Regions from separate parts of the Mus musculus genome. Here region 1 is linked to region 2. Evidence: chromatin contacts called from ENCODE POLR2A ChIA-PET data. All regions are on one chromosome and are shown on one strand. The core of a region is the stretch at or near the end of the contact, and the rest is flanking DNA. Distances in the headings are between cores, read along the strand shown.

Region 1 (6,029 bases), core at 2,101-4,600, 94 kb after region 2:
GCAGGAAGATAAAGGGGCTCTTTAGTTGCTGGCATAGGTCTTTTCCATCATGTCAACATGGAGACCCATAGTGACAGGGTGGAAAGAGGCCATGAAGCCCTGGGTTTGAGAGTGCAGCCCTGACTCAAGCTTCTCCATCTTTATCCCCATCTACTCTTCTCAGGGTGTCCTGGTGGGTCATCAAACGGACACCAGGGCGATGCTTCAGTGGGATGTGAGGATGCGTGATGTGATAATGACTAAGTCAGACTCAAAAAAAACCACCATTTCTCAACTACTTACCAACCTTGGGCCCTATTCCCAAGAATCTCAGTATTCCTTGGAGGTGACAGTGTGTTAAGACAGAGGCAGGTCCAGGCACAGCTGAGGCACAGATGGGTGTGTTAGAGTCACCTACAGCAGAGAAGAACATTGGGGTGGGGGGAGCGCGGCCTAGAAAGGACTTTAGTGGAATCCTGGGAGATATAGGACCATAGAAGCTTCTCCCAGAAAGGGGGGGGGGATCTTTCTAGAGTCTTCTTTCATACCCTGAGGCCACCATGTCCCTGTGCTAGTATTTTGCTAGAGAATTCCTGTCATTTCTGCTACTCATGTGTCTAGATCAGCTAGCCTGTAAGCCTGTGCTCTAAAGCCACTTTCTGAAGATGGATATGATCAAAGATTCCCTAGGCAAGGGAGTGGTTTCAGGAAAGAATTAGTCTCAGAGTGTTGGCCTCTTCCTCCTGGTAATGCTTCCTTCTGCCCGGAGCCTTCTGCATGTTAACCTTCAGACCTCTGTGTGTCCAGGGGGCTGCATGGAAGGCAATGGGCAGGGCCCAGTCTCATAAGCAGGGTGAGTCTCCTTCTGCACAGCTCCACTCCATCGGCCCTTACCTTTCCTAATTAGGTGGATGTCTGGCCTCCTTGTGCTTAGAATGAATAGAAAATTACCTGGCTTGACTAATTTCATAGGAAAAATAAGGCCTTGTAAAAAGCCATTTGGTGTATATTGTTTTGTCTGCATGTATATCTGTGCACCACATGTGTGCCTGGTCCCATCAGAGGCCCAAGGACTGAAGATACAAATGGATATGAGCTGCCAGGTAGGTGCTGGGAATCAAACTTGGGTCCTCTGGAAGAGGAGCCTGTGCTCCTAACTGCTGAGCCATCTCCCCAGCTCCCAGATAAGAAGCTGTTTACAAGTTTTTCTTCTGGTTCTATTCTTTATTTCTTTCACATTTATTGGCTTATTTTGTGTGCATGCGTGTGTGCCTGCATGTGTGTGCTTGACGTGGCATTGTGTGGAGGTCAGAGGGCACCTGTAGGGAGCTGGTTCTCTTCTACCATGTGAGTCCCAAGGATCCAACTCCTCGGGTCATTAGGCTTGGTGGCAAGTGACATTAATCACTGAACCATCTTACTGGTCTTTCGTTATTCTACATACTTTAGATGGAGTCCTTAACTCCTGATTCTTCTTCCTCCCAAGGGCTGGAATTACAGGCACGCACCATTCCATCCGGTTAATCTTGGAGATTCAGCCTGGAGCTTCCTGCGTGGTAGGCAAATGAACTCACTGAGACGAACTTTGTCTTTGCAAAGTTTTAAAATTTATCTTGTAATGTTTGGAGTTGGGGGAGATGGACTGGGTTTGTCGATGTGCCTCCTGGTCCCACTCAGAGATTCTGAGTCAGGCAGTCTTGAGTAGGGTCCAGGACTCTGCATATTTTGAGACTCATCCCCAAGTAATCCTGCTGCTGCTAGCTTGGACAGGAATGATAAAGGTGAGTTTGCATTCCTTCTCAGCAAATCCACCCAGTGTGAACTTCTCCTTTGTCAAGACTTGGACAAATCCCACAAGATTACTTTTTAAATCCGCTGTCCCTAAAAAAAGAATTTCACGGAGGAATGTAGTTTGGAGGAAGGCCCTCCCACTGAACAGGGATAGGAAGTGCACGGTAAACTAGGGTAGAGCTGGAAAAGCCCCACCAAGCAAGCCGAAGAACATGCTCGGGTGAACACGCTCGGGTGAACATGTGTCGACTCCTTTTCTTCAAGCCTCTTCCTTTCTGTACCAGGTGCCAGACGGTCCCGAGGCAGAACAAAGCCACAGAAGACAGCTGATATGAAAGGCTTTAGCCTTCATAGAACCAAAGTCCCCTTGGGTCATGGTTCGAGTGTCTGTACCTTGACTGCCAGGAACAGTCTTCAGAGTCCAGTTACCCGGGTCCTTGGCCCCAGACAAACTCCAAGAGTTGATAAGATAGGAAGGTCGTCTTCTTGGCTGTGGCACACACTTCCTCAGCCCTGGCCTGATTTTGCTTGCATCCCCGCTGTGACATGAGCAAGCACGCATGTCACATGTCACGAGCTGCTGTTAAGGTCAAGGCTCGGGGACCTTTGATATTACCTCAAGCTCATCAGAAATGAGAGACCTGCTATTGTTTCAAAAGGTTTGACAAGCTTGAATTTGGATGGTACACCTTGTCAGCACTGTCCTCGGTTCAGTGTCATTGCGTAGCTGAGAGGTCGGACAGGCACGGGAGTGATATCTTAGGCATTTTTCCAAGCTCGAATGCAGGTACTGGCGACACTGCATTCGGGCCCTCATTTCTGAAGATGCTTAAACACCCCTCCCCCACTTCCTTCCGTGAGGACTCCTTTAGTTACTTTGTGACACCCAGTCCTTCCAGTAAGTAGAAAGGGTGTATGCAATAGAATTCTGGTTACAGGGAGGTGACTCCACCGTCCTTCCACGCTCACTATATAGCATGCACTCTGCTGACCTTGTGACACAGGACCTCAGAAAGCATCAGTGCCAGTCTGGATAGCAAAGGTGTTTTGTTTTTTGAGACGGGGGTGGGGGGGGTGGGGTGGGGGGTGTGCCTCTCACATTTCTATCTCTAAAACTAACACAGTAAATACGTAAGTAAATGTTATACAATGTTCTTTCTCTTGCCCTTAACAGATCATTTTGCATACCCCCCAATTTGGAGATCATTGACATGGCTGGAATCTTCCTAGCCAAGGACACACATCTCTGAGAGCCCGCATTTCTCTCTCAAGAAGGGAACACACACACACACACACACACACACACACACACACACGTATTTAAAAAAAAACCAAAAACAAACAAACAAACAAAACACCTCAAAACCATTTGAGTAGGTCTCTACAACACAAAGAAACTCTGTCCTAGGAGAAAAAGTCGTGCTTCTACTTCTGGATCTGGGAAGCCACACTCCCATTATTCTGGGTCGGGTAGGTCCCAGACTGGGGGAAGGGAAGGTGGAGAGGGCACCAGGGCGTCTGAATTTGTGGAATTCCTTTGGACTCACTGGCAGTTCTCAAACTGCGTTCCTGGAGGGATAGTGGCTGTGTTGTTGGCCTGAGCATGGGGAAACAGCGGCCCCTGGTGGTGAAGTTATGAAATGCTCTCCAGGCACCGATTAGTAAGTCTTGAGTTTGTCTGGGGCCAAGTAAGTCTTAGTAAGGCTATCACGAGACATCTTGTCCTTCCAAACTCTGTAAGCACTTTCAGAGAGGCTCAAATGTCCTGAAAGATTAAAAAATGAGGGAACCATTTGTTGCTGTGCTCCCCGGTGGCTATCCTCGTAGCCTTGAGAGGTGTCGGAGCTTTTGAGGTTACTAATGTCAGCTACTCTGTGCCAGGAAGTGTTCACACAATCAGGCTGGAAGGTGTCCATGGTGAGGCTAGGGGCTCCTGCCAGCTTGAAGCCCCTCCTCCTCATGCCCCCTTCCTCCCTAGGGATTCTTTGCTCCCCCACCCATTGCCTCTCACCCTCTCATTTAGCTGAGCTGGTTTCTTGTTTTTGTAATAGTGGGTCTTGAACCCAAGTCCTCACACATGTTAGGCGAGCACTCTGGCATTGAGCTATGCCTCCTGCCCCCCCCCCCAAACTCACATTTAGCTTGCTTATCTCTCCACTAAAGCAGAAACCATCAGGACTCACATAGCCTTGCACTGAAATACAAGAGGACTACATAATTGCTCCTGCTTGGTTTCTGTTTTTTTGGTAGCTTGGAAGACAAACCCGCTACACTGTGACCATTTTCTTTTGGAAAGGTCTGATGTAGCCATTCCGCTCCGGCATGGACTGGGGTAGAGAATAGGCAAAGAACCACCCATTCCAAAAAAAGAAAACATGATTTCCAAAGAAATGCCCTGAAGCCAATTGATCTCCAAAGCCCATCTCCTTGGATGCTTGTGAATGCTTTTCCTTTTAGGGTTAGAGGACTGAAAACGGCTCACCCTTTCCCTGCCTTTTTCCTCCCAGGGACATGAGGACTGTCTCTCTTGGCTCCGACCTTTCAGGGAGGAGAGACGCAAAGGCTGTGGTAAACCCATGGACAAAGGATTTTTATGAGCTCAAAGGTGTTTCCAATTTCTTTTCTTCTTATTTTTTTAAGATTTATTTATTATTATACATAAGTACACTGTAGCTGTCTTCAGACGAGCCAGAAGAGGGCATCAGATCTCATCATGGGTAGTTGTGAGCCACCATGTGGTTGCTGGGATTTGAACTCAGGACCTTTGGAAGAACAGTCAATGCTCTTAACCACTGAACCATCTTGCCAACCCTCCAATTTCTTTTAGACTAGACATTAAACACCATTAACTCCAGGACAAGTGCAGGTACAGACACCATAATGGGCTAGTGATTCCACTAAGTATGTCATGTATTTATGTTGAAAAAAAAGGGGGGGGATAATTTGGCTTAGCGGTGGTGGTGGCCTTTAATGCCAGCACTTTGGAGGTAGAGGCAGGCAGATCTCTGTGAGTTCAAGGCCAGCTTGGTCTACAGAGGGAATTGCAGGATAGCCAGGCCTACACTAAGAAACAGAACCATCCCACTCCACCCCCAAAAGAAAAAAGTGTAATAGTTTAGCCAAAACTTGGAGACAAAACTATCCCAGTAGGACCAAGGGACCAGCCGTGAGATAAGGAAGAGGTGTGAATGCTAACTCTTTCCCTCTTTCTTCCTTTCTTTTTAAAGATTTATTCATTTACTTTATGCATATAGGTGCTCTATCTGCTTGTACACTTGCATACCAGAAGAGGGCATCGAGATCTCATTACAGACCGTTGTGAGCCACCATGTGGTTGCTGAGAATTGAACTCAGGGCCCCTGGAAGAGCAGCCAGTGCTCTAAACTGCTGAGCCATCTCTCCAGCCCCTCAACCCTTATTTTCTAGTAACAGAAGCTAAGAGATAACATGTGGGGGTCTGGAGAGTCAATTGTGACCAAGCCTGGTGACTTGAGTTTGGTCACCATGAGCTGTATTTACTTTAATTATTAGAAAATGAGCTTTTCAGATACTTCTTTGATTTTTTTTCCAAACATAATAATTTAGAATCTTAAAGAAACCAGTAAAACGTGTCAATGTTGATAGACATTTTCAGAATAAAAAGACCCAAAGCTGGGAGGTGAGGGCAGGAGATGAAGAAGACTCAGACCAGTCCAGACTCTAAGCTAGGGCGAACATGTGAAACTCATTGTGAATGTATCCTTTATTCAGCTAGCTAAGGTAATTGCCATCTAGGGGGTGTACTGCTTCTGTGTGCTAACCTAGGCCTGCTCCTGTAAGCTTCTAGCCTCTATACAATCTTCTTACCTAGGCCTATAATGTTTTTGGCCTCTGAGACTTGCTGCTGAATAAGTTCACCCTTTCTTCTTGTAACTGAGCTCATATACAGACCAGTTCAACTCAGCTGTACTGGCTCAAATGCCTCTCCAAGCTGACTGATTCAATCTGGCTTCTCTCAGTTTCTCCTGACTTGCTCTGCTTGGCATCAAACAAACTCTAGCAATCTGTCCTGATCTTCTGGCTCCTTCTCACTCTTTCTCTAACCTGTCTCTGTACAACTGTCCCAGTAAAACTGTCTTCTTTTCTCCCGTTCTCTCGGACGCTCTCTTTTAAGGAGCTCCCCTTTCCTGTCTTCTCCTGAGAGTTGGGCACATCCTATTCTGTCAAATCTTTCTCTGATTCGTCACTTTGTCTGCCACTCAATTAGACATCACTTTCAA
Region 2 (6,472 bases), core at 3,144-5,643:
AAAAAAAAAAGAAAGAAATAAGTTAATTTTTAAAAAAAAGCATTGGAAATGTAAATGAAGAAAATACCTAATTAAAAAAAAAAACCAACTGTCATACTTTGTATAAAGGACATTCTAGATTTTCTTACCCAAAGTTCTTGTTTTATTACTTTTTCAATTTTTGTGTAAGTGTGTGAGATTTATGTGTAGGGTAAGTACACATGTGTGGAGCCCAGAGGATAACCGCTCCTTCTGAGCTGTTCACCTTGTCTTCTGTGACAAGGTCTCTCTCACTGGGACCCTGAGGCTCACAGACTCAGCATAACCAGCGAGCCGCAGGAATCAACCTGTCCCCACATCTCCATGCTGGGATTACAAGTACCCATCGCCGTATCTGATGATTTGCATGGTGTTGGCTACTACTCCAAGGTCCTTAGGCTTGCGTGTGGCACGCACCTTACTGACTGAGGTATCTTTCCTACCTGCCTTGCTTTGTTCTTTATGGTTTATCTTTGATCAATCTAGATTTGTTTTTTTAAACAGATTTATTTAAGGATTTATTTTCTTTTTAATTTAGGGGTGTGTGTGGGAGGGTGTGCACATGAGTTCCGGTTGTCAGGAGAGGCCTGAGGTGTTGGGTCCCCTGGAACTGGAGCTACAGGTCCTTGTGAGCTGCCTGACGTGGGTGTGAGGACTGAACCCCAGTCTCTGCAAGAGCAACACTCACCCCTCACCACTGAACTGTTTCTCCAGCTTCCCTAAATTTATTTTGTAGGGTATAAGAGGCTGTGTCAAATTTCCTCTTACATTGCCTGTGCTATCAATAATATATCCCATAAGCCACTGGATTAATGATAAACCTATTTAGTCATAATGAGTACTCATGGGATCTGAAATCTATTTACAGATTATATAATTTATTTATAATTTTTTTGTCTCTGCCTGTGCTAGTATCATAATGCCTTGATTTCAGTGAACTTGAATTGTTTTGATATCTGTTGAGGACAGACTCCTGTTATTCTTCACCTAGATATCTCTAGATATCTTAGACAGGTTCTTAATAGTCATAGCTGTTCTGGAACTCTCTAAAGTCTACATAGACCAGGCTGGTCTTGAACTCACAGAGATCCACTTGCCTCTGTCTCCATAGTACTAGGATTAAAGGTGTGTGCCACCACACCTAACCTGTTTTTTTAAGGTGTAATCTAAATTTGGGGAGTATTTATTATTCCTCGGAATCATTTCCACTATTTTATTGTATTAAATAACCCTATAGACATATAATCTATCACGTGTATATATTAGTTTAGAAACAAATGGTTGTTTATGATATTGTATCCCTAAAAAAAATATTGTTTCTTTCAAAAGGATTTCATGGTTCTCTACAAAAAGTGTATTTCTTTGTGCTAAATTTATTCTAAGCACTATGCAATTTTTGCTAGCCTTATAAAGAAAATGTTTTCCCACTTTCATTTCTAGGTGCTTATTATCAAAATAAGAAGGAATATTTAGATGCACGTATCCTCTATCAAGCTATTTCCAAAACTATTTTTTATTTTGGTTGGTTTAGTTTGGTTTTTGGTTTTTGGTTTTTTTTCCAGACAGAGTTTCTCTGTGTAGCCCTGCCTGTCCTGGAACTCACTCTGTAGACCAAGCTGGCCTTGAACTCAGAGATCCACCTACATCTGTCTCCCAAGGGCTAAGACTAAAGGCATGCACCACACACCTGGCTCCAAATTATGTTTTGTTGTTGTTGTTTTGTTTTGTTTTTGTTTTTTTGTTTTTGTTTTTTGAGACAGGGTTTCTCTATGTAGCTCTGGCTATCCTGGAACTCACTTTATAGACCAGGCTGGCCTTGAACTCAGAAATCTGTCTGCCGCTGCCTCCTGAGTGCTGGTATTAAAGGCATGTGCCACCACTCCTGGCTCCAAAATTATGTTCTTAATCCTAGCAATCCTAAAGTCTTCCGGCTACTCTAGATGAGCTATAAGACAAGCTGTGGTATGGCATTAGCTGTGCCCTCTAGCCTGGCAAGGTTCCACCGTCCTACACTGAACGTCCCTTTTGGTCTCTGTCACTGGTTTTGTGTTGTGCTTTCAGGGTAACTTGATTGTGGATCCAGGTCATCTTTGCCACTGAACAGCATAATAATGACTGTTTTCTCTTCCAATTCCTCTGATGAGCTGTATAATTGGAAAAATCGCTCTTTTAGTTCAGTATCCTTACTTTATATAAATAGCTGCAGGTGTGCCCCCTACCACACCCCCATAGGTTCATTTGTCATCTGCCTCTTTTAAAAGCTTTATATCACTGGGGGTGGGGTCCTTTGTCCCCCTCCAAATACCCTCTTACTCTCTAAGCTCACTGAGGTTCAGGTCTGAGCACAGGAGCCCCACTAAAGAACGGTTGTTCTATCCGTGGTGAAAGGGGCAGTTTCTGCCCTGACTGTGACAGCTGCAGGCATGCAAGACTGTATGGCAGACTCTGGCAGACTGCCCGTCTCCCTTGGAAGCATCTGGAAAATGTTCCCCTGGCCTGGCCTCTGAAGTCTCTCCCAACCTTAATGGCAAGAAGACTTAGTCTATTATCTGATACCTTTTCCGTTCTGGGATGGGACACAAAGTATAGATGACTTCATGGAATGTAATGGCAGCCTCTTCCTAGGGTCCCAGGTTTCTCCACAGTTCTAAAGCATGCTCTTCCTTACATTCCCTTCTGATTGGGTGGTTTGTTTGTTTGTTTGTTTGTTTGTGAACTTGACAGAGCTAGAGTCGTCTGAGAAGGGTAAGCCAATCTTGAGAAAATGCCCCTATCAGATTGGCCTGTGGGTGTTTTCTTGATGACCCAGTTCACTGTGGGCAGTGCTATCTCTGAGCAGGTGGTCCTGAGCTATATAAACAACAGCAGCAGCAACCACCACCACCACCTAACTGAGCAAGCCATAGGAAGCAAGCCAGTAAGTAGGGCTCTCCTGTAGCTTCTGCTTCAGTTCTGCCTCCAGTTTCCTGCTCTGAGTTCCTGACTTGACTTTCAGTAAACCCTTTCCTCCCCAGGTTGCTCTTGGTCATGGTGTTCATCCCAGCAATAGAAATCCTAAGACAATCCCACTTCCCAGTGCTTGCTTAAGCCTTACCAGTATTGACCGAACTCCTGGGTGAACAGTCAGCCCTAGCTCCCTCGCCTAACGCTGTTTTTCTCAAGAGTGGCAACAATTCACTTGAAAGCACAGGAAAAGGAAATCACCTTATTGAACTTGGTGATGACAACCTGCGCCCTAGATCTAACTATTGTCATCAATAGTCCAATAAAAAGAGACAAACTGATAGTGTGCTTTTGTTTGTTGTTTAGTTTTCCTAAAGACACAGTCAACACAGTCTGCTTCAAAGTCCCAAACCTAGGTACAATTGGAACAATTGGCTCATAAAAAGGCCTTCCTAGTGGTTGATATGTTTTATAAAACGGGGTATGATGTGGAGGGAGAGGGGTGCCTTAGCGGGCCCATGCTGAGGCGCTCCCCACCCCCAATACACACACCAGGTGTCATATCAGCCATACAACGGGTGTAGCATAAAAGGAAGTTTATTTGGGACGTGGGAAGGGGTTCTGAGGAAGGGAGCAGAGGCAGAGGGGAAAAAAAAAAAAAAGAGGACAGAGGGGGACAGTAAGAGGGAGGAGAAAGAAGAAGAGGCCTCTAGGGAACAGGTGGGGAGAGAGAAAGAAGTTGGAAGGGATGAAGGGAGGAGTAGATGGAGGGAGGGAGGGAGGGAGGGAGAAAGGGAAGGAGAGAGAAAAACAGACTGACAGAGACACAAAAAAGATGGCGAGTTCTTTTTATCTACGAGCCAGGCTCATACCTGGCTGTTGCTAGGTAACTGCTAGGCGGAGCCTAGAGGAAATGCTAACACCTAGCTCTATGAAAGTCCCAGCCTCAAGGGATGGTCAGAGGGTGCTGCCTTCTGCTACCTCCCATGTCAGTTTGAGATTTAAGATAAAACACAGAGCAGAGGGGGTAAGCTTAGTAAAACGGTTGGTACTGAAGCCAATCAATCTAGCATACATCCGTCCCCTCCCTCAAATCGCAGAGCCATGGCGGAGCGAAACCCACCTCAATCTTATTCAGGGTTCTCTGTCTTTGCCCTGCCCGAGACACCCAGTCTCTGGTAGCTTAAGATGCTGGCTGAACATTTCTCCCAAATCCAAATGGTTGAGAGAGTGGGGGCGGGGGGGGAGCGGTACGGTCCTCAAGCGCCATAAAAACAAAACAATACAGCCTTCTTCTGCAGGCGTCTGCTCTTGTCAGTGCCCTCCTCTTGGCCCCCGGAGTGTGCTGAGCGTGTGCACGAATGTGCCCAGGAGCCCAGAGCTCCCGTAGCGGGGCGGGGGCAAGCAGGGCGCTGCGGGGGACCAATGCCGCACAGTAATCGGCTCTCCTCTGCTGGCGCGTGGCCGAGTACCCCCACCCCGAGGGGGTGCGTTCGTTCGCGGTGGAGAATTATCTCATTGTTCCCAGACTCAGCGGCCCCCCACAGCTAGAGATCTTTTCACCCTGGCAGCCGGGCGTCCGGCGCTCAGCCGCTCCCCGCGCACCTGCCCTGCGCCCCCGCCCTCCCGCCCGCCATCTGTCGTCTGAACGCCATTGTCAGCAGCCACGCCTGGCGTCCTGGACGACACCCAAGGGGACCCGGGGCTTAAGTCCCAGAAAGAAGCAAACAAGGAGGGTTTATTCCAGTCCTGTTTGGAAGTGACCTTGAGTAAAATAGACAAGTCTGCGCTGGGAGTGGGGGTTGGAGGAGGGAGGGTCCTGTTCTCCCGTCTGCTGACTTTTCCAAGGGGTTTCGTTGGGGGTCAGAGGGTTGAGGGTACACAACTGGGCTTTTCGGAGAAGCTTTTCTCTCTAGGAGGAGCTACTCAGCAGGCAGATCTCGCAGCGAGCCTCCCATTGGAGCCCCGGGTGGGAACCCATTTCAAATGCAGATGTTCTCTTTGTCTGCCTGCGAGTTTGCCCCTCTGGTTTACCCCAATTGTCGCAGCCTCTGGGGATGCCGGGTTGAAAGAAGAACCTGTCTTTTCTGCCATCACAGGTGCAGCGCTTTCTGGACCCACTAGCCGCCTGCCGCTCGCCTCGCTGTTCTTCTCCCAAGTTTGTTTACCGTCTTCCATCCTGCTTTACCGTTAGAGGAAATTTCAAACACTTCCCTGAGTTTGAAAACAATCGCAAGCAATCCAAAGTTGCAGACACTGAAGTCATGGTGACCTCACCTTTCTAAATCTCTGTGCTCACAAACCTAGGCGCCTCCTCATCCCCTGTAGGGACCTTATAGAACGCGCGCGCGCGCGCGCGCACACACACACACACACACACACACACACACGCACACATCTCACTCCCATGCAGTCCATCAACGTTTTCCCTGGATGGGAAAACAAAGCCCCAAAGACAGGCGATAGTGTGGACAGATGTGAACTTTCACCTCATTGCACAAAAGACCCATTGGGCTCACTGCTCAATTTGGATCTCTATTAGTAGCCAGCACACATCGTGCAGAGGGAAGGTCGGGGATCAAGGGGGCCTTTGGGGATGGTGTCTCCAGGCAGACAGCTCAATGGGAGTTACTACTCCCTTCCTGGAGGTCTCTTTAGTCTGCACCAAGAAAGGAGAGTGCACCCCTGAGTGTCCACTCCCCCAGGAGGCCCACTTACCTGGCTCCAGCTGTCTCCACTGGAGCAAACTGGGACCTGCTCTGTTAGGCTGGGACCCTGGAAAGACCCTGCCCAAAGCTTGGGGGTAAAATATTTACCAGACCAGAATGCATATAAAAGTTTTAATAAAGAGTATGCACTGTGGGAAGGAGAAACACAGCTGTCGGAGTTCTCAGAGGGAGTCGTGGCAGAAGAGTGAAGAGCAAATGGGGCCTTTTGATAACAGACAAGAGAAGTCTCACCCTGTTTTATGCTGAGAGTCACTTTATTTTATGACACCCTTTGTCCTACCTGAAGCAAGTTTTGGGGGTGAGGTGTCTCAGGCCATTCTGAGAGAGGCTGTAGTTATTTAAAGCATTATTGCACTAAGGTTCCTAATGGGTTAAAGGTAGGAAACTTTTCATTTTCTTCTTTCTTTCTCTTTCTTTCTTCCTTCCTTCCTTTCTTTTTTTTTTTTTCTGGCCTTCTTTGACCCTAAATCTTCTAGAATTTCCATCAATAATTCTCCCTACAAACGGGGTACGGGGCGGGGCGGGGGAGAGCATGAAATCAGACTGGAGGGAAATACTGGGAATGCCGATGCCTGGTGTTGTATGGACTTTCTTCTGGAACAGAACCGAATCCCTTTCACAGAGGGGTATCCTCTCTACAAGCTCAGTGCCCACACCACCTCCCCGGGTTTCAAGCACATATGTTCATGCGCCTCAAATGTGTGCAGATAAAGAGGTACACCTGGTGCGCACACCACGTGGTAAAAAAAGAAAAACAAAACAAAACAAACAAACAAAAAAAC

The links. ChIA-PET counts read pairs that join two places held with the same protein, here RNA polymerase II (POLR2A).
Region 1: POLR2A ChIA-PET joins it to region 2 with 28 read pairs in embryonic stem cell. The contact joins two enhancer-like sites. POLR2A ChIA-PET finds 5 or more read pairs at or near these places in 4 of 5 experiments (Patski and embryonic stem cell).

Annotation. Positions count from the first base shown.
Region 1 is chr9:102,781,186-102,787,214 of GRCm38, forward strand. No RefSeq gene overlaps it. Among named protein-coding and RNA genes, the nearest start is that of Gm46151, 5.6 kb to the left of the region's middle. Within about 2 kb of position 3,351, at least 1 of the 3 ENCODE cell types and tissues checked has a DNase peak (open chromatin) inside an H3K27ac peak, as active enhancers do.
Region 2 is chr9:102,685,683-102,692,154 of GRCm38, forward strand. No RefSeq gene overlaps it. Among named protein-coding and RNA genes, the nearest start is that of Gm46150, 5.1 kb to the left of the region's middle. Within about 2 kb of position 4,394, at least 1 of the 3 ENCODE cell types and tissues checked has a DNase peak (open chromatin) inside an H3K27ac peak, as active enhancers do.